Linked DNA regions of Homo sapiens: region 1 is linked to region 2. Evidence: chromatin loops called from intact Hi-C (ENCODE). Cell type or tissue: PC-3. All regions are shown on one strand. Links, peaks and the distances in the headings refer to the core of each region. The heading gives the core; the rest is flanking DNA. Region 1 overlaps LOC643339 (a long non-coding RNA gene). Region 2 overlaps LOC643339 (a long non-coding RNA gene).

Region 1 (15,805 bases), core at 5,028-13,027, 86 kb before region 2:
TATTTCCTTCATAGGATTTGAAACCGCCTTTACAAAATTTTGACTGAGACAGTGAAAGAGATCTAACTTAACTGACTCCATCTTGCTTCTAACCTCCAAACTGTCCTTGTTCATTCCTGGGCGTAGGCTGAACTAACTTTGGGAGAAACTTAGTTTATAATTTATAGTTTAAAACAAAGATGACAACAGCCCTTCCCCAAAGCATACCTCCTTCTTGCCTGGAGACTAGGTTGTCTCTGCAGGACTAACATTAGCGACAAGATTAGAAATTATGGTTTAGGAGTTATGCAGCTGGAGGATACAATATTCTGATTCTTCCTAAACTGCTCTTAAGATCAGTGCTTGAGATATTTTGTAGGCCCTGCACTTGATGGATCAGCTGTCACCAGCCAGATTGATAAACTGGCTCATCTGATCTTGTGGCCCCCACCCAGGAACTGACTCAGTGCAAGAAGCTGGCTTCTTCTTTTTTTTTTTGACACAGAATCTCGCCCTGTCACCTACGCTGGAGTACAGTGGTGCAATCTCAACTCACTGCAATCTCTGCCTCCTGGGTTCAAGTGATTCTCCTGTCTCAGCCTCCCCAGTAGCTGGGATTACAGGTGCGCACCACCATGCCTGGCTAATTTTTATATTTTTAGTAGAGATGGGGTTTTGCCATGTTGGCCAGGCTGGTCTCGAACTCCTAACCTCAAATGATCCACCTGTCTCAGCCTCCCAAAGTGCTGGGATTATAGGCGTGAGTCACCGTGCCCAGCCAAGAAGCCAGTTTCTGCTCTCTATGATTTCATCCCTGACCAATCAGCACTCCTGGCTCACTGCCTTACCCCCCACCCACCAAGTTGCCCTTAAAAGCTCTGCTCCCTGAATGCTCAGGGAGACTGATTTGGGTAATAATAAAACTCCAGTCTACACAGCTGGCTCTACATGGATTACTCTTTCTCTATTGCAATCCCCCTGTCTTGAGAAATTAACTCTGTCCAGGCAGTGGGTAAGCTGAACCCCTTGGGCAATTACAGATTGTCTTGAGGGTAAAGTAAGCCCAGCCTTTGGCCTGTCTCCTAACTGGAATACTTAGGTGCAGAAATCCAGCTTGTCTGTCCATCCTTTCTTTCTCTCCTTCCTTCCCTCCTTCCTTCCTTTGTTTCCATTTTCTTTTTTTTAAAACTATTGGAAGACTGTAAGACATGGGCATCACATTGGACTGGCCCAGTAGGAAGCAAGGAAATCTAGTTTAGAGTTGGATGTACTACACAAAGCAGGCTGGTCTACCCCCATGAGGCCAGTGAGCTGGGCTGGGTTTCAAGTTGTCAGTCGACTGCCTTGCTCAATCCTCTTGAAAGAACAACAACAGCAACAAAAATGTGGGTCACCCTGTGGACTATTGGGCAAGTATCTGAATGCTCCCTAGGGCAGCTGCTCAGTGGCTTGGAACAACCCATGCTTTTTCAATGGGACACTGAAAGCTGGCCAATAGGCCACCCTAAGGTGTCCCTCTGATTTCATGCCCTCATGACCGAGGACTTCTCTCTTGTTGGCTCTGGCTCCCCTGAAGTCCCACTTACCATTCTCATCTGGCTGAATCTGGCTGAACTTGTGGTGGGGGCTCCTGTCCTCTTTATTTCTTTAGCATTGGTCAAAATGTCCCTGTGGGACACCCTTCCCTGCCCCGTGCCCAGTTATTTCTATCTTTAGAAGGTAGAAACTGTGGATACAAGTGCTGGCTCATTCTCAGCTAGGTCATCTGTCCAGAGCCTTCCTGGGTTATGCAGGCATGCTGTAGCTTTCATTTATCAATGCTTGGGATTGTGAAAACAGCTTTTCACAAACGAAACAACCAAAAACTCCAGACAAGTTTACCTAAATTTGTAAAGGTTTCTAAAGCTGTTTTTTTTTCTTGTGCACAGTTATTTAAAAATGAACAGCAATGATTTATAATGCCAGTGAGGGCAACTGTGTTTAGAATGTTGCACCCACTTCTGACAGCCCCTACTACCCCCTCCTTTCTTTAGAAATGACACTCAGGCCTTTAAAAATGTACATGGTGTGATATAGTAACAAAAATATATTTGGTCACTGCCTCCATTTCCTGGCAGACAGCTCTTAAAACCCCTGGAATTGGCTGGGTGTGGTGGCTCATGCCTGTAATCCCAGCACTTTGGGAGACCGTGGTGGGCAGATCACTTGAGGAGTTTGAGACCAGCCTGGCCAACATGGTGAAACCCTGTCTCTACTAAAAATACAAAAATTAGTTGGGCATGGTGGTGCACACCTGTAATCCCAGCTACTTGGGAGGCTGAGGCAGGAGAATCGATTGAACCCAGGAGATGGAGGTTGCAGTGAGCCGAGATTATGCCACTGCACTCCAGCCTGGGCAACATAGTGAGACTCTGTCTCAAAAACTAACTAACTAACTAACTAAATATCCTGGAATTTCCTTAGTGATAAGTGTCTTTTTGTATGTTAATGAGATGACTGAAGGCTGGGGGCTTCTGGATGGCCTCTGGACAAGCAGGGTGGGGTGGAGGTAGGGTGGCTGGTTGCCAGGGGAAACAATCATGTGATTAGAGGGTTGGGACTTTCAGCCCCACCACTCAACTCTTACCTCCAGGTAAGGGGAGAGGGGCTGAAGGCTGAGGGGGTTGATCACTGATGGCAAGTGATGTAATCGATCATGCCTATGCAGTAATGAAGCTTCCTTAAAAACTCAGAAGGATGGGCTCAGAGAGTTTGTGGGTTGCTGACCTTGCGGAGGTGCCTGGTGGGTGGCATACCTGGAGAGGGCAAGGAAGCTCTGCACCCTGTGTCCAGTATCTTCCCATATGCAAGGGCAACATATCTGTTCCATCTGGCTGTTTCTGAGTTGTACTGAGACAAGAAATTTCCCTTGACCCTTGTGATGGGGTGCTTCCCTTACTCAGCCTGCAGCTCTTAACCCCTTGAGGGAGGGGGAGCATGCAGGTGAGCGGGTGCAGGAGCTGGAGTAAGCGTTTTTGGGCGCCAGCAGGAGCAAAACTCTGTGAGGCCCTGTGACAGCATCTGGGCGGAGAGGGGGTGTGGTCCCTGTGACCCATGAAGCCCCAGAGGGCGTGTGTTACAGTGGTCTTTTAGCATTGCTGTCCACAGATGCCTTAAGTGTTAAACAGTTCAGTGGGCCCTCTACCTATTCATGAGGGCAGAGGATCAGCATAACAGCCTTTAGTGTCTGCACTTGTGGCACCCAAGCTCTTGTTTGGTGTCCAGGAAAACTCAGGTTGCATGAACGAATTGAAGGGTGGTGAATGTGGAGGATTTTATTGCCAATGAAAGTGGTTCTCAGTGGGAAGGGAAGCTGGAAGGGGGATGGAGCAGGAAGGTGATCTTCCCCTGGAGTACAGCCATACCCAGCTGGACTCCTCTCTGAAGCAACACCGTCAAGCTGTCCCTCTAAAGTCAAGCTGCTTCTCTCTGATGTGCAACCGCAGTCTCTGACGTCCATCTGCTTCTTCTCTTCTCCCCTTCTCTGCCCTCCACCAGTTGGGTTAGGGGTTTTTATGGGTACAGGATGGGGGGTGGAGAGGGCCGTGTGTGGTTTTGGAAAAGGCAACATTTGAGCGGGAAAGCAGGAATGCACGTTTTCACTTTAGGTTATGGTTCCATGCTTGAAGGTGGGGCTTCACCAGGGACCCTGCCCTTTTCTGCCTAGAATTTCTCTGCCTCCTGTCCCTATCAGTACCCTTTGTAATAAACTGGTAGTCTAGTAAGCAAAATGTTTTTCTGAGTTCTGTGAGCCATTCTAGGAAACGATGGAACCTGAGATGGGTTCTGGGAAGCTCTGATTTACAGCCAATCAGTCAGAGGCACCAGTGACAACTTGGGCTCATGATTGGTGTCTGAAGTGTGGGGGAGAGGTGGGGAGAAGTCTTGTGGTACTGAGCCCTGAACCTGTGGGATCTGACGCTACTTCCAGGTACATAGTGTCTGAATTGAATTAAATTGTAGGACACCCAGTTGTCCTACAATTGTCTGGCGTGGGAATTGGAGAATTGTCTGGCATGGGAACAGGCCACACATCTGGTCACAGAAGTGTTCTGTGCTGAGTGTGAGCATAGAAAACACTGTTTGTTCTTTTATTTAGTGTCAGATTTGAAGTATTGAGAGTATCTTGGAGGACAAATCTATTTTCCCTAACAATGGGAAATACCAACTACTTGCCAGGGATTGATCTGTAAGTAAGAACTGCCTTAGTAAAGTAAACCCTCATTAGCAGATGGTTATCTCATGGCTTCCTATATTTACCTTTCCATGATGAATGGGAAGACCTGCCATTGCCAAGATAAAGAGTTTTCCTAAAGTTTGGGCAGCCTCCACCTTTCCCAAGCCAGCTGTCACCCCTGGCCCCATTCCTGCCTGGTTGGCAGCAGTCTCTGAAGTCAAGCTCTCTACATCTGGGTTGGGGCCGAGGTGCCAGGAACAGGCAAGAGGAAGCTCTTTTTCCACATCTGCCAACCCCCATCCTTCTCTTTGTTGAGAGCTTTTCTCAAACCTTGTCCCCTTAGAGAAACCTGCCTAAAACCATGGAGTGGCCAGCCCCCTTTCGTGTGTCCACAGGCAAACTTCCATCTAGGTTAGCCACTCTAGATTTTTTAATTTTTATTTATTTATTTATTTTACTTTATTTTATGTTTATTTATTTATTTTTTTGAGACAGAGTCTCACTCCATTGCCCAGGCTGGAGAGCCAGTGGTGCAATCTTGGCTCACTGCAACCTCTGCCTCCCTGGTTTAAGCAATTCTCCTGTATCAGCCTCCTGAGTAGCTGGGATTACAGGCATGTTCCATCATGCCTGGCTAATTTTTGTATTTTTAGTAAGATGGGGTTTCACCATGTTGACCAGGCTGATCTTGATCTTCTGACCTCAGGTGATCTGCCCACCTCAGCCTCCCAAAATGTTGGGATTACAGACGTGAGCCACCGCACCCAGCCAGATTTTTGTCATAAATAAATGCAAGCATATTTCTCCACAAAAGGAATATAAATGACACAAAGGTATATGTGACTATCCATTTTCTTGCATCACTAACCAACCAGATTGAGAGAAAGACATGGTTCTGAGGCTTTAGCCTGCGGAGTGTTCAAGATTGTGGGCTTTGAAATGGGCCTTCCTGGTTCCAATTCAGACACATAGTAGAGGGGCCTTTCAGCCTCCCTATGCCTCATTTTCTTTACTGGCAAAATGCAAATAATGCTAGTATTTACCTTTTGGAGTTGTTGTGAAGATGATGGGACCTTATAAAGCATCTAGAAAGTGCCTGGCTCATATAAACTCTCAATATTCCACCCACTACCCATAATTTTTTTTTTTTTTTTTTTTTTGAGACAGAGTCTTGCTCTGTTGCCCCAGGCTGGAGTGCAGTGGCGCAATCTTGGCTCACTGCACCCTCTGCCTCCCGGGTTGAAGCAATTCTCCTGCCTCAGCCTCCTGAGTAGCTGGGATTACAGGTGCGCGCTACCCAACTAATTTTTTTTGTGTGTATTTTTAGTAGAGATGGGATTTCACCACATTGATCAGGCTGGTCTCAAACTCCTGACCTTGTGATCCACCCACCTTGGCCTCCCAAAGTGCTGGGATTACAGGCGTGAGCCACCACGCCTGGCCTACTACCCATAATCTTAATTTAAAAAAATCAGTCTGCACTCAAGGTTTCTTCCTGAAGCCTTGTGGGAAGGTCTGACTACAGATACACATGTGTCTCTGTTGCTGTAGCTCAGCGTTCATGAGTGTCCTGTTATATCATTTGTGAACCTGCAAAAGTCTTAAAAGAATAGTAAAAAAGGACAAATGGGCAATTCTAATTCTGTACTCTGCTCTGAGCAGAAACTTTTGGTTTATTACAGGCATGAAAGAACTAGAGCTTTAAGTTCACACTGGCCTTATGCATAGAATCCAGAAAAAAAGAAAAATTAGCATAATAGGCATTTTGACTATTTGCTCAACTTTTATAGTCAGTTGGAACAAGCCACCCAGTTTCCAAATTATTCCTTGTACAGGATTTGTAATAGAACAAATCACTCAGTTGCCATGTTTTGTTTTTTCCTTCTGTAGATTGAGAATTACTCTGACCATTTCAATGGGGTTAAAGGTTAATTTCCCGATAATTTAAATTTACTAACTTCACCATTGAAAGAGCTCCATAATCCAATGGGCAAAATAATCTCAACTAAAAGCTGAGATTGAGAAGTTTCTGGCTTCGTGTCCTACTATAACTTCTTAGGTGATATTGGAGGAAAGTAAATGCCACTCCAGTTTTAATTTTTGATGAGGGAAGTATTGCTTTGCCAGGCATTCAGCTGATAGAAATCATATGGTGTTTGATTATCAAGAATCCTGGAGGTACACGTTATCTTTTTGCTTGAGGGGGAACCAGTGCCAGAAGGAAGGAGGATGGTATAAGGGTGAAGAAGGGAGGTTGAGGGGAAAAGAAAGGAAAAATGGAAAAAAGGAAAACCTTTTAATGTTTTCTCCTCTTGGGAATGAACAGCAAAAATTGATTTGGGCTGGGTGCAGTGGCTCAGGCCTGTAATCTCAGTACTTTGGGAGGCTGAGGCTGGTGGATTACTTGAGCCAAGGAGTTTGAGACCACCCTGGGCAACATGGTGAAACCCTGTCTCTACAAAAAATACAAAAATTAGCTGGGTGTGGTGGCATATGCCTGTAGTCCCAGCTACTTGGGAGGCTGAAGTGGGAGGATTCCTTGAGCCCAGGAGGCTGAGGCTGCAGTAAGCCATGTTTGTGCCACTGCACTCCAGCCTGGGCGACAGAGTGAGAACCCATTAAAAAAAAAAAAAAAAAGTTGATTCGGAAGCGATATTGGAGAGGCAGTAAATCTCTCTGTCAAGGTGTGTGTGGCAGCAAGATGGCTGATCTCCCCATCAATCTATCTCCATAATCCTCACCGAGTTCTGCTATCAGAGGCCCTCGGAAGGTGACTGTCAAACAGAGCATGACTTTTCCCAGCATATGGAACATGCCTAGTTTGAGAAGCTTGAGAGGGCCATTAAGAGGCTGCAGCAAAAGGGAATAGATGGTATCCAAGAAACATCTGTCCAATTGACATCAGTTTACATCAAGGCAAAGAAAGTTCTATTGCAGTGTCCCCTGCACATGTGAATTCGAGGTGATGGCTTCTCCTGCAAGGCTGACAATGCAACAACCATGTTATCCATTATTATAATTCACTCACATTTTAGATGTGAAAACCCACCCAAAGTTGTCTCATCAGGGCTGGGATTCAAACTGATTTCCTCAAACTATGACAGCCCCAACCTCAGGATTCCACATTGAATTATTAATTATTTTTTAGCAGAGCTGATGGATATGTTAAAAGAAAACAACAGCAAACAGCAACAACATAACTACCATATAATGTCATAAGCAGTGTAACAGAGGCACATATCAATTGCGTTAGTAACTCAAAGTGGAGAGCAGTTGACGTGAGGGTGAGGGAGGGAAGGTGAGAATGGGGTAAAGTTAGGGAGGCTCTGAGGAGTAATCGTTGTGAAGTTTTATCTAGTATGCTTCTGGGGGAAGAGATCACAAATGGGGCTGCCTGTGGACACATTGTCTTTCACAGTGTTTGAAATTATTTTGAATAAATTTCCAACACTTATTTATTTATTTATTTAGAGATGGAGTCTCGCTCTGTCACCCAGGCTGGAGTGCAGTGGCATGATCTTGGCTCACTGCAACCTCTGCTTCCCGGGTTCAAGTGGTTCTTCTGCCTCAGCTTCCCAAGTAGCTGGGACCACAGGCATGTGCCACCATGCCTGGCTAATTTTTTTTTTTTTTTTTGAGATGGAGTCTTGCTCTGTCACCCAGGCTGGAGTGCAGTGGAGTGATCTCGGCTCAGTGCAACCTCTGCCTCCCGCGTTCAAGCAATTCTCCTGTCTCAGCCTCCTGAGTGCCTGGGACTACAGGCGCACACCACCTCACCCAGCTAATTTTTGTATTTTTAGTAGAGACGGGGTTTCACCATATTGATCAGGCTGGTCTTGAACTCCCCACCTCAGGTGATCCACATGCCTCGGCCTCCCAAAGTGCTGGGATTACAGTCATGAGCCACCGTGCCCAGCCATCCGGCTAATTTTTGTATTTTTAGTAGAGATGGGGTTTCACCATGTTGGCCAGGCTGGTCTCGAGCCCCTGACCTCAAGTGCTCTGCCCACCTCAGCCTCCCAAAGTGCTGGGATTACAGGCGTGAGCCACCGCACCTGGCCCCAACATTTAAAAACAGGATATTTCACATAAAAATAAAAATTTCTCATTTCTCTTTGAAAATTAGATTTGTTAACACGGGGTCCCATGGTTTCACATGGTATCAACTAGCTGACTGCTTCATCCTGGGCAAGCGTGTCGACCGCCCATGTTGTCCTCACTAGGCCTCTCTTAACCCAAGAGGTTGAGAAGATAAAATTTTCTGAGGCATATCAACATGTAAGCTTATAAGTTTAAAGAGCCAGAGGGGTAGGAAAAATCCTTGTTTACTTAAGTAGACTAAAATATTAAAGCAATCTGCTATTTGTTGATATTCTTTACTACTTAGGCTTTCCTTTTATGATAATCACATACAGACATACTTCTACGTGATTATCACAAAAGAGAGCTGAAAATCCTATCGAGATTGTGGAGACGTTGGAGTGAATTCAGAAAGAAATATGCTTCTGAAAAGGGCAGTGATAAACTAGGAACACTAAGGACTTGCATTCCACCATGTTTTGCTGGCTTCTCTGATTACTGATAGAAATACTTTAACAAAATCAACTAATTTATAATTTATTCCATTTTTTCTAATTCTCATATCTGGACATATTATCTAACTTAGAGGCTTTCAAACAATTTTGACCATGACCCACAGCATGAAATACATTTTTCATCACATACATGCATATACATTTGTAACTGCAAAACATTTCAAATCCCAACACTTCCTCTTACATAATGCAACTCTGACATTTCCTATTCTATTTTAATCTGCATTTCATTTTAAAAACAAAAGCCCTGCAGGTCAACCCACTAAATTGATTCCACAACCCACTGATACTTCACAACCTGCAGCGAAAAACGCTGGCTTAACATGAGGACTGACAATGTCTGAAATTATGACTGTATTAGGAAAATCTAGGGTATAATAGTAATGATATTTATACACTGTCAAATTCCAAAAAGGATACCTTGTGGCTGGAGGCACATATGATGACCCCCCGCCCCCTGCAACACTCTGTGGCCAGCTCCTGCTACCTCTGTAATACGGTAGTCCCCATTTATCCACAGTTTCACTCTCTGTAATTTCAGTTACCCACAGTCTACTGTAGTTCAAAAATATTAAATGGAAAATTCCAGAAATAAATAATTCATAAGTTTTAAATTGTGTACTGTCCTGAGCTTCATGATGAAATCTCATGCCATCTCACTCTGTCCCACCCAGGACATGAATCATCCCTTTTCCAGCATATCCATGTTGTATATACTACTCACATGTTAGTCACTTAGTAGCCTTTGCTTATCAGATCGACTGTCACATTACTGCAGTGCTTGTGTTGAAGTAAACCTTATTGTTCTTGATAACAGCCCCGAAGGCCAATAGTAGTGATGCTGGCAATTTTGATATGCCAAAGAAAAGCCAAATATATGCTAAAGAAAGTTAATTTCTTACTGTGCTTAATTTATAAATTAAACTTTATCATAGGTATGGGTATGTATGTATAGAAAAAAATCAAAGTATATATAACATTTCGTACTATCTGCAATTTCAGGCATCTACTGGGGGTCTTGTAATGTATCCCCCATGGATAACAAGGGACTACTGTACTTTGTTCCTGGACCTGGGAAACTTTCACCTCTTATTAGGTACTGCACATAAGCACCCATAACTCAGGATATAGACCATTCCCTTAGAAAAGGCAATTCCAGGTGAAAATGAATTCAAAATGCTAAGAATATTTACAAGTTACATAAAAAACAAAACACTGTAAGATAACTAACAGATGCAATGAATAGGAAAAATAACATCCCAACAAACTGAGATGAAAGAATAATCTGAGTGAGAATATAATAAATATTTTTAAAATATTTATATTTTAATAATAATAAATATAATATAATTTAATATTATTAAATAAATATAATTTAATAATAAGAAATTCAAAGTGTAGGAAAGAATAGGGCAACATTAATGTAAAATTCATATATTTGAAAAGGATACAAATAGAATTTCTAGAAATGAAAATTATGTTCATTGAAAGTAAACCCATTTGGGACTGATTTAATATCTGATTACATAGAGTTGAAGAGAAAATTAATGAACTGGAAAACAGATTCAAGGAAATCATCCAGAATACAGCTTAGAGAAAGAAAAAAAATAAATAAAGGTATGAAAATATCTTAATTTACTTAACTAAGATGAAAACACGAAGAATAGAATGAGATGGTACAATAGATATCTAATAAGAGTTTCAGGAGAGAATAGAAAAAGTGTAGGAGAGGCAGTGTGTGAAAAGATAATGACGAATTTTCCAGCTTGAAGAAAAATATCTTCTCAGGTTAAAGCAGCATTAATAAAAACTAAGAACAAATTCACACCTAGACATACCATAGTGAAGTACCAAAGGCAAAAATGAAAAACTTCATAGCTATAAAATGTTAGACATGCTACCAACTAGTGAACAATAGTTGTAAATAGACTTACAGCAGTACCTTTTCAGCAATAATAGATGTCAAAAAACAGTGGACTCATACCATCGAAGTGTTGAGGGAAAATAATTGTTAACCTAGAATTGTATACTGAGCTAAAATATTTATAAATGAGGGCAAACTAAAGAGATTTTCAAAGAAAGATGAAACATTGAGAGTCACAAACCATTGCTGAAAGAATTGCTAATGGATATACTTTGGATATAATAACCTCATAAGAGTAGGATGCAAGAATGGTAAACAAGCAAATTGGTAAACATGCTGATAAGTCTACATGGGTATTGACTGCTCAAACGTAGACATGTTTAGAGGGTTTTAAAGCAAGGGGGAATGAAAATGCTAGACAATAATAGCATGGAAAATGGAAGGGGGGATTAGAATTAAAGTATTTTAAGAAGCTAATAGTTTTTTCCAGAGAGCAATAGGGAAATTGATTAATTTTAGAATTTTAGTTCAGTATTGCTCAAAATTAAAGGGTAACTATGAAAATAATAAAACAGAACATAAAGTTTTCATTCAAATAGGGAGGAAAAAGGAATATAATGTACACTTCTAGAACATGACACAAAAATTTGAAAATCAAAGAATGGAAAAAAATTATACAAAAATACTGAGTAAAAAAAAGCTGCATTAACAATATCACCATCAGTCAAAAAAATTTTAGACAATAATCATTCTTGGGGATTAAAGAAGACATTAATAAAAGGTACATGTCTCCAAGAAAATATTACTACATTTGAACTTACATACATTCAACAACTTAGCCTCAAAATATGTAACAGAAAAATTTGACCAGTAGAAATCAACAAATTTATGATAAAAAGGGAAGAGATTTTGTCATATCTCTCTCAGAAACTGGTAGATCAAATAGACCAAAAATTAGTAAAGGTATAGACTATTTAAATAACACAATTTAAAAAATTTATTGCTGACATATAAACTCAGATTCAAGCATATATGATAATATATGATGGAAAGACATTGTAAATCAATGAATTGTGAATTATTCAATAGACAATGCTGAAATAGTTCACATGGAAAAATGAATATCCGTTCATATGAACATATCAATTTAGAGAGATTTAAGACCTATTTGTCAGATCAGAAACTTTAAAAAATGAAGGAAGAAAATATAGGAAATGTCTTTATGACTTCACAGTAGAGAAAGATTTCTTAAAACAAGACCATAATAAATGTAAATCATAAAGACAAGGACATTATATACAAATCTAAAAGAAATTCACTAATTGGGAGAAGATATTTGCAACACATAAAACTGACAAATACCAGTATCTAGACTATATTTAAAAAAACATAACTTCTTTAACAAAATAAAAAAAGGACAAAAAAACTCAAGGGAAAAGGGATAAAGCATATAATCAGGAAATTGTAGAATAGGAACCCTAGATAATCAATAACATTTGACAAGGCACTGTATTTCACTAATAATTAAAGCAATGCAAATTAAAGCCACAATGAGATAATACAATTTGACATCTATTATTTTGGCAAAAAATAAAGCATCTAACAATATCGACAGAATTTTGGGAGATGGGAACTCATATATTACTTGAGGCTGTGTAAATTTGTTCAACTATATTGAATGAGCAATTTCACAATATCTAGTTAACTTAATGATGTGGTAGATATATTGGTTGGGTACCCAAAAGCCATTTCCAACAACTTCTCCCTTCTCATCTCCCACTGTAGAGGCTGGAAAACCCAAATACTAACTTTCCCATTCTCTCTTGCATCTAGTGGTTGCTATGTGACTCATTTCTAGCCAATGAGAAATAGGATGTCTGCTGGATGGTTTTATGTACTCTCCCTCACTGCCTGATTTTGAGTATGGTCTGAGGAAGTGGTGTTTAGAACTGCTATAGTCATGTTGAGACAATGAAGGGAAGGTCAAAAGATTAATAAAGGCACTGATCTCTTAGCCATTGAATCAATTCCAGCAACATTCTTCTCTAGACCTTTTGTGAGCCAGGTTTTCCCTTGCTGTATCCAAATGCTCCTCATTGATCCTAAGATCTAGTAATTGCCTTTCCAGGTGTACACCCTAGAGGAACTTACATATTTGGAAGGATTATTCATTGTTTGTAAAACAAAAAATGGAAACTAACCTAGATGACCATTAGTAGAGGAAGGGATAAATAAATCATGGTACTGTTTCTACAGTGGAATACTCTAGAGCAGTTAAAATAAATAAACTGGGTCTACATGTTCCAACACAGACAAATCTCACATCAATGTTGAGTGAAAGGAGCAAGTTGAGGAAAGCTGTATAGTGCATAATAGCATTTGTGTCAGATTTTTAAAGCACATGAAACAACATATTATGTATTATATGAGTATATACATATATACATATTATATGAGTATATACATATATACATATTATATGAGTATATACATATATACATATTATATGAGTATATACATATATACATATTATATGAGTATATACATATATACATATACATATATACATATTATATGAGTATATACATATATACATATGCATGTACAGACAACACATAAATATGTATACACACATATATATGTATGTTATAAAAGTGTAAAAGTATGGACAGAATGATACTTACCAGCTTTAGAATAGTTTTTACTCTGGGGAAGGAGAGAAATGGGGTCACCACAGAATACAAAAAAAGATGTGACTGATAATAATCTTTAAGAATCTGAGTGGCAGGTAAGTGGGTGCTTATATTATCTTCTGTGGGTCTGAAAAAAATTCGTAAATGAAAGGATAATAGAAAGATAATGCTGAGGCACAATTCGCAACTGCAAAGATATGGAAACAACCTAAGTGCCCACCAACCAATGAGTGGATAAAGAAAATGTGATCTATATACACCATGGAATACCACTCAGTCATAAAAAAGAATGAAATAATGTTTTTTGCAGAAATTTGTGTGGAGCTGAAGGCTATCATTCTAAGTGAAGTAACTCAGGAATGGAAAACCAAATACTATATGTTCTCATTCGTAAGTGGCAGCAAAGCTGTGGGTATGCAAAGTCATATAGAGTGGTATAATGGACTTTGGAGACTAAGAAGAGGGAAGGGTGGGAGGTGGATGAGGGATAAAAAGCTATATATTGAGTACAAAGTACACTCCTTGGGCGACAAGTGTAGTAAAATCTCAGACTTCACCAATGTACATTTCACCCATGTAACCAAAAACCACTTGTACCCCAAAAGCTATTGAAATAAATAAATAAAATGGAAAAAGAAAGATAAAGTTGGAGATAGGTAAAGGAATGAGTTGGAGGGGAGAAAGACATGGCCAAGTTCTGGAGGCCATTACAGTAATTCAGGTCATATAAGAGGAAGAAGGTCTGAACTGGGCCAGGGACCATGGAAGTGGAAAGAAGACAATTTTGAAATATATCTTAGAGCTAAATGAGCTACATGAGAAATTACATGCCTGACAATGATTTTTTAGTTTATATAGATTTTTCTTTAAAAATTATAAAATTTACATGGCATAAAATATATTATTTTAGCTATTTTTTAAGTGTACAGTTCAGTAGCAAGTACATTCATGTTATTGTACAACCATGACCACCATTCATCTTCAGAACTTTTTCATCTTGCAAAGCTGAAATTCTGTAGACATTAAACCCTAACCCTTCATTCCTCCCCTCCAGCCCCTGGCAACCACCATTCTACTTCCTGTCTCTATGAATATGACTTATCTAGTTAAAATGATTAACTGGATTTACAGGTATTCACATGGACAAATCTTACATCAATGTTGAGTGAGGGGCTAGTTCCACGATGAGTGGAATCATACTCAGTTTCCCCTTTTGTGGCTGGCTTATTTCACTTAGCATAATGTCTTCAAGTTTCATCCATGTTGTAGCAGGTGCAGAATTTCCTTCTTTTCTAAGACTAAATAATATTTTGTTTATCTATTCATCCACTAATGGACATTTGGGTTACTCCCATATTTTGGCTACTGTAAATAATATTATTATGAACATGGGTGTACAAATATCTATTCAAGTCCCTGCCTTCAATTCTTTTGGGTAGGTACTTAGAAGTGGAACTGCCAAATCAATGGTAACCCTGTTACAGTGGGAAGATAGTGAGGTATGAGCAGGGCAGGAGAGGGCCCCAGCCCCTGCAACACACACACACCAGGAGTGTTGGGCAACATCGTTAACTGTTTCTGTAAAGTAATAATTGGTTACAGCTCCTGCCAGGGAAAGGCAGTCTCCTAATAGATAGAAAACATTTGAAACTGATCAGCAGCTTCCCAATAAGATCTCAGGAGTGAGAAGAAGTAATGCAAGATCCTGGAAGCACGCCAACCTATAAAACCCCAAATCAGGAGGTCACGCTGCCTGCTTGGCCTTCTTCCAAGTGTATTTTCCTTCCTTTCTTTACTGCTTTAAAGCTTTTTAATAAACTTTCACTCCTGCTCTAAAACTTGCTTCAGTCTCTCCTTCTGCCTTATGCCCCTCAAATTCTTTCTTCTGTGGTGGCAAGAATTGAGGTTGCTGCAGACCCATATGGATTAGCTACCAGTAACAATCCTATTTTCAGTTTTTTGAGGAAGATAATACTTTTCATAAAGGTATAATTTTCATATTACAGCTACTGTGAAATAATGTACTACCTTAGAATATTCATGTTTCCTCACCATTGCTTTCCAGCAGCCTGCCAAGTTTGCAAATAAAAACTCTCAGATATTTTGTTACCATGGATATGAGGCGCACAGGACTTTATAGAGTAGAACCAGGCTCTGGGGACAATCTGCCACTCAATGATGAATACATGAACACTCATTAAGAAAACCTAATATGGTGATTGAGAAATTGCCTCTGCCTTCTCTATTAAAATGTACACTCGTTAGTCTAGTCTGTTTTGTTTTGGGACTATACAACCTTAACTGCTGATGGTTTTCCCATGTGCTCTCAGCAAGGTCAAGTGAGATGACAAAAAAGAAAACTCCTAAATCCCAATGAGAGCCATTGATATTTAAATAAAATAGAAACCCAAGGCTGGGCACAGTAGCTTACATTTATGATCCCAATGTTTTGCAAGGC
Region 2 (15,805 bases), core at 4,649-12,648:
GAAATTAGCCAGGCGTGGTGGTGGGCGCCTATAATCTCAGCTACTCGGGAGGCTGAGGCAGAGAATTGCTTGAACTCGGGAGATGAAGGTTGCAGTGAGCCGAGATCGCGCCACTGCACTCCAGTCTGGGCGATAGAGCAAAAAAAAAAAAAAAAAAAAAAAAGGATTTCGGAGGTAAGTTGAGTTGGGGTGAAAGCCTTAAATGGTATGCCAGGGAGTCTGGGTCAGAGGGAAGCCTGGTGGCTTCATGGAGATGGATTAGCACAAGGATAGAGCACTGGCAAGTATATCATTCAGGAGCTGTTATAACAGCTCATTGCAATGAGGAGCAGAGTCTGAATCAGTATCAATGGGATGGAGAAGAAGTGCTGAACTTGCAAAATGTTTTAAAGGTTGTATTCAATGGCTTTGATAACTGAATGTGGAAGACGAGTTAATGTTTGAAGTAAAGCCCATAACTCTATATTGAAAGGCTATCAAAGGTGATGCTTGAAGAAAGATCGTGGTCATGTTCACTCTGTGGAGACATGTGGGGCCAGGCATGGTGGCTCACACCTGTAATCACAACACTTTGGGAGGCCGAGGTGGGCGGATCACTTGAGGTCAGGAGTTCGAGACTAGCCTGGCCAATATGGTGAAACCTCATCTCTACTAAAAATACAAAAATTTGTTGGGCATGGTGGCACACGTCTGTAGTCCCAGCTATTCAGGAGGCTGATCACTTGAACCTGGGAGGCAGAGATTGCAGTGAGCCAAGACTGAGCCACTGTACTCCAACCTGGGCAACACAGTGAGACTCTGTCTCAAAAAAAAAAAAAAAAAAAAAGACGTGGCATGAAGCCCTTGACTTTTTTTTTTTTTTTTTTTTTGAGTTGAAGTCTCACTCTGTCGCCCAGGCTGGAGTGCAGTGGTGCAATCTTGGCTCACTGCAACCTCCGCCTCCCAGGTTCAACTGCCTCAGCCTCCCAAGTAGCTGGGAATACAGGCACCCACCACCACGCCCGTCTAATTTTTGTATCTTTAGTAGACACAGGGTTTCACCATGTTGGCCAGGCTGGTCTTGAACTTCTGACTTCAAATGATCCACCCACCTCTGCCTTGAAAAGTGCTGGGATTACAGGAGTGACCCACCGTGCCTGGCCCCTTGACTATCTTTTTAATTGGCATAATAAAAATAAGTAACTCTCCAATTGGCTGCTTCTTTCTTTATTTTTTCTTTCTTTTGGAGAAACTTTCTGTTGCTTTCTCCGGTAACTTAAAATGAGTTGTGCTTTCCATCTAGCATTGGTTTCTTCATCAGTCTGCTTTAACAAAAAACTTCTTTCTGATATGCCTTTCTCTTTTCAGTTGCAAATCTAAGTGTACCAGAACAAAACATATGCTTAAAATAACTAAACATAAAGTTTTAAAGCACGTGCATGAAATCCATTTTTTTCTTTATTTCTCAGCAGTTCTATCATGGTCCTTATTAGAAGTTCTAATAACGGTCCTAGATTGTGGGTGCATCGAGAGTTGACATGAAGTGTGCTGGGCTTGGGGACAATGTCCGGTTGTTAGCAGTGGGTTGTTCACAGTTTTGTAGATAAACAAGATTGCTCATTAGGGCTGAGTCTGAATGACAATATTAAATCGCTTTGCACACCTGGTGAGTGTAGCTGTTATACAGCTCTGGCCATTGTACTTTGCCCTTTGTGTTTTCTGGAATAAAAGTGATTTTTCTGACCTGATTTAGACAAGATTAAAATCTGGCTAGCCTTTTGCATGGTATATTTTTGCCAAGAAATTTGAAAAATTTCTAACAGTGTAGAAATTTATTTAAAAAATGGAAAAACAAAAAGTTAACCATTAAGTGGGATCAAATTTGTGTAGCAAACATCCATGTTGTGTTTACCTGGATTAAATCAATCATTCACTTAACAAACATTTATTATGTAACTTCTCTGTGCCAGGCACTCTTCTAAGTGTGCCAAGAATACAGAGGTAGGTGAGGGAGATGAAATCCTTCCTCTCGCAGAACTTACCTTCCAAAGTTGGGAGACAGAAAATAAGAAATAATAAGAAAGCTTACAATGTTTGTAAGTAGTAGGAAGAAAATAAAAGTTGAGATTTAATTTGCTCTTCTAGCTCTTCCCTCTCATCTTAAGAGGCTTCCCTGGTGAGTAACTGGGTCTTTTATGGTCCTACGAGCAGGATAATGTGAATTCATATCTATTATGTAGACAGGCAAGTTGACAGACTCTGGAAATTTATTTGGGTAGGGAGGATGGGATTTTAAAACTTTGAGTATGAATGGATACATATGATTTAAACTCCTACCTGGGACTGTCACCTGTCATTGTCCACAAATACACTGTTTAATATTAATAATTAACTAATTTAAAAAAAAAACTATGGTGGGCACTCTTTAAACCAACTTCTACTTAAGAGATTCATAGAGGGAACCAGCATCCATTCCCTCTGTAAGGCTTGGGCTGGTGCTCAAAACACACTGAACAGAGCTGTCCATCTGTCCTCACTGATCCCTTTCTTCTTTGAGGAGTTGAGTTTTGTGCTTTATGAGAATCAGAATTGTTTGTTCCCTGACATATTTGTGCTGGTTTTACTTGTTATTAAAATTATGCTATTTACTTTAATATTACTTTAATAACATGAGGGTGAAGAGAGAGAGAATTATTAAAATGACATTTAAATGGAATGCTTTGGAAAGACTAATGTTAAATTAGTTAACAGTAAGAGATTAGGAAAAATAATAAACTCTACAGTATTTTGCTCATGAGTGTCTTTAAGTTCTGACCCCCTACAAAGAAAGAAAAGTTGGAAATGAAAAATGAGATCTTATGGGTGTGGTTTAGGCCAGAAAAGGTGGTATTGGACCCTTGCCAGTGAATCTATAGTGAGGGAAAGAACCATGGCCTTCCACCAGTTTGGTAAATACATTTATATTTATTTAATTTAAAATATAATGTTTATGGGCCAGGTGCGGTGGCTCACTCCTGTAATTGCAGCACTTTGCTAGGCTGAGGTGGGTAGATCACCTGAGGTCAGGAGTTCAAGACCATCCCGGCCAACATGGTGAAACTCCACCTCTACTAAAAAATACAAAAAAAATTAGCCGGGTGTGATGACGCATGCCTGTGATACCAGCTACTTGGGAGGCTGAGGCAGGAGAATCACTTGAACCCAGGAGATGGAGGTCGCAGTGAGCTGAGATCACACCACTGCACTCCAGCCTGGGAAACAGAGCAAGACTCCATCTTAAAAAGATTAAAAAATAAAATAAAATACAATGTTTATGAAACCACCTTTGCAAAGATTACAACAGTGAGAAAAGTCTAGTATGGCTGACTCCATCTTGCTTCTAGCCTCACAGGCTGGCTGTCCTCATTCATTCCCAGGTGTAGGCCAAGCTGTCCATGGGAGGAATTTAGTGTATAGTTTAACTTTGAAACAAGGATCATAATAGTACCTACCTAAAACTGATCCTCTCCTTGTTCAGGGGCTGAAACTGCCTTTGCAAGACTAATGAAAAGCCACATGATTAGGATTATGGAAGGGGCCTGGATTCTGCTAAGGTATAGGCAGAGTTTCTATCATCTCTTACTGCTAAGGAGTCATGTGGCCAGAGGTCACAAGATTTATGACTTCCCCAATTGCTCCTATAGATAACATCATTATTGTAGAACCTAAGATTGGTCTTTTGAGATGTCTTTCAGGGTTTTGCATTCTGGCAATCTACTAACCCCACCTGGACTTGTGACTCATGACTCAACCTGTCCTGTGGCCCTCACGCAGAGGCAGACTTAGCACATGAAGATAATTTTTTCACATTCCTCTGATTGCATCCCCAACCAGTCAGGAACACCCATTCTCTAGTCCCTGGCCCACCAAACTATCCTTGAACAACCTTAGCCTCTGAGCCTTCTGGGAGACCAACTTGAGTGATAACGCCAGTCCTTCCACTGGGCAGCCCTGCATTAACTAAACTCATCCTTTATTCCGATACCATGGTGTCAGTGAATTGATTTCTTCTGTGCATCAGGCGGGAAGAACCTGTCGACTGATTACATTTACAACATAAATGTATCCCCTTTTTTTTTTCTTGACTGACATTACTGATGAGCTCATTAATGAGCAGTTCTGATTGTGTTGAGTAAGATTTTCAGTGTTTTGTAAGGTATGTGCTAAGCGCAGCAGGTACTCATGATGCCTCCATTCAAGGAGCTCAGGAGTATTATCCTAATATGATTAGATAAAGAATTTATGTGCCTGACAATACTTCTTTTACCTGATCCAAATCTCCTTTCTCTCACGTGCATAGTGGAAGCATAGAAAATATTTTCACTTTTTGGCAGCACCTTTCCTTTGAGAATATCAAAGCTCTTACAGGGACAAATTTCTAAATAAGCAATAATGCTCATATTGCCCTAGGGAGGTGGATAGAGGTATTTATGATCCTCTTACCGAGGATGTTAGACCAGTGTTGAGTAGCTAACAAATACCTCCATGCTGACTCTCAGGAGAATTATGTTTCTGCTAATCTCCCTGCTGCATTGCGTCCTGTTCCCTCTTCTGAATAATTCCCAGTATTACTGAGAACTCTGTGAGCATGAAAAGAGCACTTGTCTGTGAGGCAGAACACACAGGCTCAGACCCTGGCTGTGCTACTAACTGTGGCACTGTGGACACTGTTGTCAGCCCCTCTGTGTGTGCCTCAGTGCCTTTATCTGTAAAATGGGAAAGTCAGTGCTTATGATACCAGAGACCCGATTGTGGTAAAGGAGTGTTTGTCAAAACAAATATGGACGTGGTAGCCGCAGATAGGGAGAGCAACAGTGGTCTGTAGGTCTCCTTCTCTTTCCTTTATTCCCATTTCAGAATTCCTGCTTTCTGTTATGATATTTTTGATCATGAGTCGATTTGTAGGTTCTGGTTTACACATTCATTATTGAGACCAGAAATGAAAGTGTTGCCTCAAATTCTCTGATTCTAGTTTAGCCCACCTACCAAACTTGATTATTTTCCAATGATGGTCCTAGACTCACAATAAGAAATGCAAGGAAAGGGTTGGATTACAGTTGGGATAATGATCTGTTCTGCTCTGAACTGCAAGACCCCATTAAGTGGTGTTTTCTAAAGGTTTGAGTAACTCATTTTTATCTCTTCACTTATTCATGAAGATACTGCTGATAACAGTAAAAGAAAAAAGTAAAATGTACTAAATTTCCAACAATAGGGAATTGCTCAGGTAAATGATGTTATGATGGAAGGCTACTAATAAAAGATGTAGATGAATATTTATTGGCATAGAAAGATAATTGTGGTAATTAAATGAAATATTAACTTCAAAAGGGCAAATGTACAACATAATTCCACCATTATTAAATATATGCATTTGAATCAAACTATCTGGAGGAATGTTCAGTGGATATCTCTGGGTGGCAGGATTACAAACATTTAAATCTTCCTTCCTTACACTTACCTGTATTTTCTAATTTTTTTGTAGTGGATACATATTGTTTTTGGCAAAAGAAAAAAACTGATTTAGGTTGTATAAAATCCTATTCCAAAAGCTATTTGTAGGAATGAAGAAAAACATTTTGAAAATAAGTAAGTGCCAACTCTAAAAAATTAATTAAGCAGGGAAAAAATTTTAAATAGCAAAAATGGTGGGAAGGAATACAAATAGAAATAAACATAAATAGCAAAAATGAATTTCATTCTTTTTTAAAAGGATAGAGTCATTTAATGACAAATGTTTGAAATAAACCAAGTATCAATCGCCAACCTGTTTCTTCTTAGCTGAATTCTACCTGAAAGTGCTTCTAAAAGGGACTCAGAGCCTGGGAAGTAAACAGGATACTTTGAAATGTCCAAATTAAATAATCATAAGTTGCAACCTAATCTGATTTTTTTCTTTTTTGAGTTGCAAAAATATCTCTTTAAAATAAATCAAGTTCTTAGACAGAGGGCAAATATATTTATCTTTCCAACCATAATAAAAGCTGTCAGTTGTCAAATGCCTTTTATGCACCCATGTGTCAGATACTTACAAGTCTTTCCTCAAATTCATTAAATTTAATGGTTGGTTTATTTAATCCTCACTGTTTTAGGAGATAGGTATTATTGTGTTCATGTTATAGTTGCTGAAAACCAAAACTCATACAAATTAAGTTTCTTTTCTAACTCTTAAGTAGTAGAACCACATGGCCTTTTTTAAAAATCAGGTAACAAATATTTATTAAATCTACTTTGTATTAGCATTGTGTGTCGTGTGCTAAGAATAATACCAATGAAAAATATACTGTGGTCCCACCGCTTAAAGAAGCTTATATTCTAGTTGAATGACATGAAGCAAAACATTGCAAAAGTGATGAATCTCACAAAATAGGAAACCCAGGATGTGAAGGGGCAGGTAATCTGGTTTGTGACATCTGTCCTGTGGTCAAGACATTTAAACTGAATTCTGAAGCATGAGTAGGAATTAACTAGGCAAAGAGTGGTCGTGGAAGATGATTTCTGGTAGAGGGAAGGGAATGTGCTGAGGCACTGAGATGACATTTTGCTATAGCAGTGTGCTACAACCAACTATCCACAACTCTAGTTTGAAACAATAAGCATTTATTCCTTCCACATGGGTCTGTGAGCCAGCTGCAACTGGTGGGGCTTGGCTGGACTCCAGGGTTCAGGTCTCCCTTGTGTGTTACTCATTCTGTGTTGACCAATAGCTTCCAGGAACATGTTTCTTACATAGCACATGACAGGAGCACAAGAGCCCAAATGGAATCACACAAGCACATTTAAGGCCTCTTAACATGTTCAGGAACACTTCATTGGCTAAAGGAGGCCACATGGCCCAGCCCAAAATCAGTGGGATGGGGAAAATATTTTACCCATAGCGGATGGTATTTTGGAAGAATGTAGATGAATGTGGATACATTATCTAATATAGGAAAGATGTGAAAAATTGTGAACAATGATTCAGTCAACCACATCTAGGTTTTTCAAGGAATCCATTGCCAATATGGCTAAAGAATAGTGAGCCAGGGAGTGACAGTACTAGTTGATTTTATAATTGTCTGTCCTGGAGAATTTCTTCTTCTTCTTCTTTTTTTTTTTTTTTTTGAGACTGAGTCTCACTCTGTCACCCAGGCTGGAGTGCAGTGGTACCATCTTGGCTCACTGCAACCTCTGCCTCCCAGGTTCAAGCGATTCTCCTGCCTCAGCCTCCCGAGTAGTTGGGATTACAGGCGTGCACCACCACACCCGGCTAATTTTTGTATTTTTAATAGAGATGGGGTTTCACCATGTTGGTCAGGCTGGTCTTGAACTTCTGACCTCGTGATCCACACGCCTCGGCCTCCCAAAGTGCTGAGATTACAGGCGTGAGCCACTGCACCCAGCCGGGAACTTCTTATTATAGAGAATATTTTATATATGTATAATTTATATATATAATATATATTTTATATATATATAAAATAAGCATTATACATATATAAGAAGCACAAAAATATGCTTACTTCAAAAATATATATATGTGCTTACTCAAAAAATATATATATATGCTAACTGCAAAAGCTAATAACTTATCGAACTTCTACTTGAACTTTATTCCCAAAGAGATGAACACACTGAAATAACATGATTAACCCACAAAGCTGATATAGTGTCCATTGACTTAAATGTTCCTCCTTAGTTATGTGCCAAGCATTGGGTCTCTGTGTAACAGTAGCACATTTAGAAACTTTGCCTCAGAGGCAATTAAACCAGCTAAACCAGATTTGAACCCCTGAGCAAACAGCATTAAATTTGGTTGCTGCTCATTCTCCTGGAATGAAGGTCAGCTATTTCATACGCAGTGAATAAGCCAAACCAATCATAAAACGTGAGGAAACATCTCATTTGGCTATTTTACCTCGTGAAATGTGATCTTCTATTTGGTCAGATCATTTTTGATAGTGTTAAAAGAATAGTTCAGTTTATTTTTACCCATTGCTCTACGGATACATTCATTTGCTTTGTAAGTCCTTAGGGCTAATGCCTGAATGAACAGGTGCGGGGACAGGAGTTGGCCAGATATAAACTTGCACAGTTCATGTGCTTAACAAGCACTGATTTTTTTTAACAAAAAGAAAATTCACTTAATACAGACAGCCAGTGCATTATTAGCTATCGTGGTATATTCTGCCACAGAAAACTATATTAGTTTCAATTGAGGTGATTTTTTTTTCTCTTACAGATAAAAGATTAAATAGAAATCACTGCCTCCATGATGCCTCTGTTCTGGAGCCTTTTTTTTTCTTCATCTATTAAAACCTCAATTTTATAATCTTCAGGATTTAAAATAGAATCTATTCGTTTTTCTGACAATACTTATTTCCCATAAAAATGAGATTTTTTTGTTAGCTAGCTCACAGTAAATTTTATTGCATGTGCCATTTCAAAGGAAATCAGAGGTTCTAATAAGTACAATGGATTTGGAACAGTTCCTTGCCCCTCATTTTTTCAGTTATGTAAGCCTCCTGCTTAGTTACATTATTGTATTTTATTACTCAGCTCACAAAGCTGCATTTAAGAAAGATTACAATTTTCTGGTTTCCTCTTCTGAGATACTTTGATTCATCTTCTTTGAATACAGCTTTATTTGTGTTTTCCTGCTGTTTAAGCCTGGGACCCTTTCACAAGTCAGCATACTTTGTATATTCCAAGTAACAGCACCATTAAGAGAGGACGATCCGTTACACATTCCCTAAGAGAAGATGCAAGAAATGGAAGGAAAAATACCTTGACTGTTAGAGACAGATGCACTCCCTAATTGCTTCCTGATGGTTACTTTTAAAGGAGCTATGGGAATCCACAGATGTGTGTCTGTTGAGGTGTCTGTCATTCAGTGAGTTTAAGAGGCATTGATTTCCATGAGTGAATCATGGGGCTTGATTACAGAGAACTGGTAGACCAAGCTCAGGTTTAATTCATGAGTTCTGTTCACAGGTCTGTCACTTCCCCTTGGGCTATTTTTGCACACCCAAGAAATGGATTTACTTAGTTTTTTCTTCTTATAAAAATGAGGTAACAATATTATCTTTACAGCAGCTTTTAAATGTTTAAATATGCCCAACCAAATAACATTTTTAGTTGTATTGCAATGTTAGTAAAATTAATGTGATGAATATTTCTTACCCAATTTCCCTCCCTCCCACAAAACTGACCTGTTTACCTAAACTGACCAAATTAACTGACTGTTTTGCCATGGTATAGACCCAAATTCTTAGTAGAATTACAACCCTAATTGATATGGTCATCTGGCTCTTACACCTTGAAAATGTTTAGACGTTTAATATCAGCTGATACAGTTTTCTTTAAAAATGATAGGATGATATCAGATCATCTTTTTCAGGATGGAATGAGATTTAAATGAAAATTCAGTGTTACTGAATTGAATCACGTAGTTTTATATATTTTGTTTATATATAAATCAGCTTGTTATAGTGAGAGAACTTGAAGCTTTAAAGACCTGAATATGAATTTTGATCCTTTCTAGTTTTTGATCCTCCAAAACCCAACCATATTGAATGTTAATTATAAAATGAGCCAATACCTGTTCTCCCTACTAATATGTGTTTATGAAACACAAATGGTGTAATGGGTATGGAAGTTATTTGAAAGTTGTAAAGGGTCACACAATGGGATTTAAAAGAAAATTTAGACACAACCTGCTTTCATTGTTACTGTTTAGCAACAGTTAACTGTTAATTGTTTTGTATATTGCCATTTCTGTGCTGCTGTTACACAGAGGCACAATGCTTGGCACATAACTAAGGAGGAACATTTAAGTCAATGGACACTTTATCAGCTTTGTGGGTTAATCATGTTATTTCAATATGTTCATCTCTTTGGGAATAAAGTTCAAGTAGAAGTTCGATAAGTTATTAGCTTTTGGAGTTAGCATATATATATATTTTTTTGAGTAAGCACATTTATATATTTTTTGAAGTAAGCGTATTTTTGTGCTTCTTATATATATATATAACGCTTACCCAGTTTCTGGGCAAGACAGGAAGATAAGAAAAAAGGAAAAGGAGAGAAAAAAGAAATAAAAGGTTGTATCAGCATATTTAATCAATAGACTAAATAGAATAAGAGACTTCAGCAGAGATGATGAATACCTGATCACTTTTAAACAATTGTTATTGTTTTTCTGTTTGTTTGTTTTGCTTTTTTTTTTTTTTTGAGACAGAGTTGCCTAGGCTGGAATGAAGTGGTGAGATCACAGCACACTGCAACCTTGAACTTTTGGGCTAAAGCAATCCTCCCACTTCAGCCTCCTGGATAGCTGGGACTACAGGTACCCACTACCATGCCTGGATAATTTTTAATTTTTTTTGTAGAAACAGGGTCTTACTATGTTACCCAGGCTGGCCTCAAACTCCTGGCCTCAAGTGATCCTCCAACCTCAGTCTTCCAAAGTGCTGGGATTACAGGCATCAGCCACTGTGCCTGGCCTAAGAATTATTATTCTTTATCAAAACCATCTCAAAAATATTTTTTAAAAAATAAGATATGATTCCCAAACTCTAAAGTATGTAGGAAATAACCTATCAAAGAACTTACCAAGAAAAATTTAAAACTCAGTTGTTGCTTTGAAGAGATCTGAATACATAGAAATATACACCACATCTTCGAAATATAAATATGTTAATTTCCCTCACAATTAACCTATACATTCAATGTAATTTCAGACAAAATTATTACAAGTCTTTTTTTTAGGACTTCAACATACTTACTCTAAAATTCATATGAAGGAATAAATGTTCATGATGCCTAAGTCATTTTGAAAAAGAAGAGCAAAGAGAAGGAACTCACCCTTCCATATAAAATCAGTATGGAACAAGAACATAGTAAAATACATCTAGGGAAAGAGCAAAGAGTGAGAGCCAGACCTGAGTCTACATAGGAACCTGCTTTGGGATAAACATGGCACCATCAATCAGTGGGGAAGGGATGGATTGCCTAAAACCTACTACTTGGTAGTGGAGAAACAGCTCATTCGTTCACTATCTCAAGCATATGCCAAAGAGGAATTCAGTGCAAAAGTAAAATTACAAAGCTAAAATATCAGAGGTGTTAAAGAAGGTACTCATTACACAAACCATAAGTTGAAATTATTGTTATTATTATCTTTTGAGATGGAGTCTCACTCTGTTGACCAGGCTGGAGTGCAGTGATGCCATCTCATCTCACTGCAGCCTTTGCCTTCTGGGTTCAAGCCATTCTCTTGCCTCAGCCTCCCCAGTAGCTGGGATTACAGACTTGTGCCACAATGGCCAGGTAATTTTGAATTTTTAGTAGAGACAGGGTTTCACCTTGTTGGCCAGACTAGTCTCAAACTCCTAACCTTAAATGATCTGCCCACCTCGGCTTCCCAAATTGTTGGGATTACAGGCATGAGCCACCATGCCTGGCCATAAGTTGAAAATTTGATAGAGTTGACTATATTTTAAAAATTAAAAATTCTGTAAAGGGTAGATACAACAAGCAAAGTTAACAAAAAGGTGACAGAGTGAGAAAAGATTTATAATATCTAAACCTATAAAGAATTAATATCTAGAACACACCAAGAAGACTCAAGGGATTTTTTTTTTTGTAAAATGGAGATAATAATAATTGTAGAAAGTGACATGCTCAGCACAGAGCCTGCAGTACAGTTAGCACATTGTTTGCTATTACTAGTTTATCTATTCTTATACTCTGTGACAAAACACATTTTGTGTGGAGCCATTATGTATGGACCCCAAATTTCTGGTTTCTGCATGGTCTTATGTTGCCAGCTTATGGAGTTACAGAGAAATGTATGTATGAATATCCGGTCAGTCTCAATATCCACAAACCCTGTTGACAAATGTCCCTAGATACTCCAGTGGTTAAAAGTGAGGAGAGTAACAGTGGCCATTCCTGTGACACAGAGGTGAAGAAAACACTGTGTTTGCCACTGTAGCTATAAAACCAACTACGATGACACCTGCCAGGTGACGTTGGGAGAAGAATATGTTTTGTGGCTTGAGGTGTGAATCTTGTGACTGTCATATTCCATCCTGCCTGAGGCTGTGCCCCAAGGGGGCTGTGCCCGGAGATGGAGAGGCTGGGCAAAGCTGCTTCCCAGGCCTTAGATCTTTGTCCAGGTGTTGCGCGTGGCTGTGGTAGGTGGGAGGGCTGAGCGGGCCAGCCACTTTTTGCTGGATTTACTGGGGACTCACTCCCATACCCAAGGGCAGATTGGCTATAGAGAGGTGGTTTGCTCACTGCCAACCAAACCTGCTCTCTGAAAGCAGAGCTTTGTCTTTTTCTGCTTTATGACCTCAGCTTTGGAGAAGGCTTTGGCTCCCCAAGTGTGGCCCAAAAACTTGGATGATGATGCACGGGGTAGAAGGCAACAAACGAGCTGCCCTTGGTGGCAGTGACCTGAGCTGGGTCCACTCCTTGGGCTTGGGTGATGAATACAAAAAGTCAGCCAAGACCATCCTGCTGATAGGGAAAGAAGGACTCATGATAACCCTGTACCAGGTACTGCCACACAGACTTTCTCCTTCAATCCTCTGCAAACTTGTGAAACTCTTATCTGTTTTACAGATACAAAAACTGCAGCTCAGAAAGGGCAAATGGTCTGTCCAAAGGTACCCAGTTTAGAAGTGACCCACTGGAATTTGAACCCTAGGTCTGTTGAACTCTGAAATTTATGATGTTTTGTTTTGTCTTGTTGTTTTTTTTTTTTTTTTTCCCACTTCACCACTCTTTATATCTGCAGAGTGCAGTAGGGAGTAGGTGGAGGTGGGATGAATACCATGATAGGCCCCCGTGAACCCAAATCTGTGGCTTGATGGACTCCAGGGAAGAATGTATAGCTAGTCCCATCCTTGTCTGATCTTGGCAGATGCTTCAGTGAGGTTATAGAAAGCTAATTCCACTTCCCAGTGCTCCATTTGAACATGTGCTCCTATGCTCAGCTGGTTTTAGGTGTGGCTTTGGTTTCTGAGCAGAAACTCTCTTTCCATGAAATAATGACATCCTTAAGGTGTTGTGCTTTGCTTGTCGTTCAGAGAAGACAGCACTTCCAGGAAATGCACTATACAATATGGATGGATCCCCTGTCCAGAGAGGAAACCAGGCGCACCCTTCACTACAGGAAAGAACTTGCTCCCTGACCTGCCAGCCAGGTGGAATTTCATTTCTTTGTGCTCTCGGGATCTGGTGCTTTGAAGAACTGGCTTCATTAGCCACTAACAGAGATGCACTTGTCAAAACATCAGCAACTGACTTTTTTGTGTGTGCTTAAGAGATCACAGATATTTTTGTACTGGTGCTATCAGAGGTTGGAAGGATTGCTATAGCTACATGTTCTTGCCCCTCTCTCTAAGGTCTATGGCAATGAGTAGCAATGATAATAATTATGATAGTGATAATAGCAAACCATTCACTATATGTTTTGTGCTGGGCACTGTAGTAAGTTCATTTTATGTTCAAAACAACCTTCTGAAGTATGTGTCATTTAGGATTCATTTGACTGCAAGTGGCAGAAACCCAATTTCAATGGTTTAACCAATGGAGGGATTTATTTTTCTCATGTAATAGGAAGTCCAGCTGTAAGCACTTCAGAGTGAGTATGCAGGCCCCATGGTGCCATCAAGAACCCAGTCTCTTTTGCTGGAGGCTTGCTTCCTCATGTATGCAGCATAGCTGTTCTATTTTGTGCTTCACAACTAATTTTTAGGCAGGAAGTATTTGAAAGAAGGGAGAAGCTAAGTAGCACAAACTGACAAGGTGAATGCAAGCTGGATGTGTGCCCTCTAACAGGCTTTCTCAGAAACTCCAGCTGGTACCTCCACTTGCAGCTCCTTGTCCAGAACTGTGTTGCATGACCACATCTAGCTGCAAGGAAGTTGGGTAATCCAAGAGCATTTAAGTGAGCCCCTTGTTAGTAAGAAAGAAAGGAGAACTAGCTATTGGTTCCATAACCAGTCATGCCTAGCTTAAGTAGTTAATGTTTGTTCAAAATTTACAGACAAAGAAAGTGAAATTGGAGAAGTTAAGTATTTACCAAAGGCTATCTAGCTAGGGAGTGATGGAGCCCAGATCCGAATCCAGGTATGTCTGACTCCAAAGCTACATTCCTAAATGCTGTTTAGAATTTGTTCCTGATGGTTGGTGGTGTTTGGGCTGTACAACGGAGGACTTAAGGGGGCTCTCTTATGGGACAGGAGGGAGAATTGACTTTTCAGCTTCTTGAGAATAGTGCTAAGATCATTGTATAAAAGATATGGAAGGCAGATTTTGGTACAAGGTAAGGAAGTGATTATTCACAATTAGTAATTAACTGGTCTATGGGCTGTGTAGCTAACTCTATGACCAGGAGCATTTACATAGCTCAGAGGAGATTCCTTAACTGACTGGGAGTTTGGGCCTATTGTAAGTTCAAGATTCTAGGTCCATGAAACAAAAGTGGCTGAGATAGAATCATCATGATGAAAAGAGGGCTTTTGGTTTCTGCATAGGTGCTTCCTGATTTGTCAGTTAGAGTGACCATATAATTAATTTATGGTCCAAACTGGGGCATTTTTTTAGAGTAAAAAAAAGATTTATTAGTAATTATGCTGGGACAACAGGCAAACACCAGAATCATCATGGACCGAGTGGAAGCCACAGCTACCCCAGCCATGGGCTCCTGATGGATAATGGAATGGGGAGACCTGGGCTTCATAGGAACTGACAGCTGGGTAAACATCCAGAAAAGACAGACACCCCCAAGGCAGACCTTCCCAGTTCCATAGGCTAAACCTCCCAAGAGGCCCTGTCTGTGATGGGCTTCGGTGACAGACGTTAAAATCTGATGGGCAGGGACAATGAGTGACTACTGAAAACGTATGTCTGACACAGCCCCTCAGGCCCTGAGTCTCCCTTAGTGTGACTCATTTTCAGAGACACTGAGCTTAGGTAACGCCATGTGTCTTACTGAGTCATGAACCCAGCCCATTCTAGGCTGGGAAGGCAACTGGATTTTACATCCCCTGATATCCTTCTCAGCTTTTAAAAACTGCTCTTCTGATTTGCTCCATGACCTTGGGCAAGTCACAACCACTCTGTGGTTTGGCTTCTCCTTTAGTGGAAATAAAATGGAAATAATAGTTATGCAAGAGGAAAAAATTGATTCAAGAGCTTCCAATGAAAGTTGCCGCATACAGCCAAGTGATATTATTATTTTCATGACAGTTATTAGCAGAGCTGCTTCTTGTCCCATCCCCTCTCATTAGGCCACAGGGCATGGAATAAACACAGGTTTGGCCAGTGACTGGTATTTGATGATGTTGGCACCAGAGATGAAGGGGAGGAATTTCTCTCTGGCTTGTGTTTCACTATTAACCTCCTTTTGCCTGGATCTCAATGCCTGCTAGTATGGAAACTGGAAATCTGTGAGAATCTCAGCTATTTGTCTCATAGCAGAGGCAGCCTATTCAGAAAACCATTTAATAATGATGCCATTACAATATTGTCTTTTTTCTTTCCTTAATTCCTTTATTCAATAAATATTGATTGGGCATGTCTGTGTGCCAGGTTCTGTTTCCCAAGGATAGAGCAAGAGGCATAATGACAGCATTAAGCTTTTCAATGTTTGTTGAATCAAGGAATTTATAAGATGTGAAGTTTGGAGAGCTGATCTCCTGCTGCAAACTTGCATCTCTCTCGTCTATCCTGATCCCTGAGAGATATTTCTAAAAGCAAAATTGCTCTTGTTACCCATTTCCTAAAGGAGCAA

Evidence for each region. Peaks named below come from ENCODE experiments on the same cell type or tissue, not always from the same donor. Only the 100,000 strongest peaks of a DNase experiment are listed, where the experiment ranks them.
Region 1: it touches region 2 in a loop (6-fold over the local background); 2 of 110 quality-filtered maps call a loop at or near these places.

The regions. Positions count from the first base shown.
Region 1 is chr12:93,223,320-93,239,124 of GRCh38, reverse strand. The region is part of intron 2 of LOC643339 (a long non-coding RNA gene); the gene reads left to right. Among named protein-coding and RNA genes, the nearest start is that of LINC02412, 57 kb to the right of the region's middle. RefSeq lists a silencer at 6,986-7,186. In PC-3, for the core only: no CTCF peak of the experiment used is centred there; a DNase peak (open chromatin) is centred at 9,504; H3K27ac peaks cover 1,453 bases.
Region 2 is chr12:93,137,382-93,153,186 of GRCh38, reverse strand. The region is part of intron 3 of LOC643339 (a long non-coding RNA gene); the gene reads left to right. Among named protein-coding and RNA genes, the nearest start is that of LINC02412, 29 kb to the left of the region's middle. RefSeq lists a silencer at 11,094-11,254. In PC-3, for the core only: no CTCF peak of the experiment used is centred there; a DNase peak (open chromatin) is centred at 7,906; H3K4me3 peaks cover 670 bases; H3K27ac peaks cover 927 bases.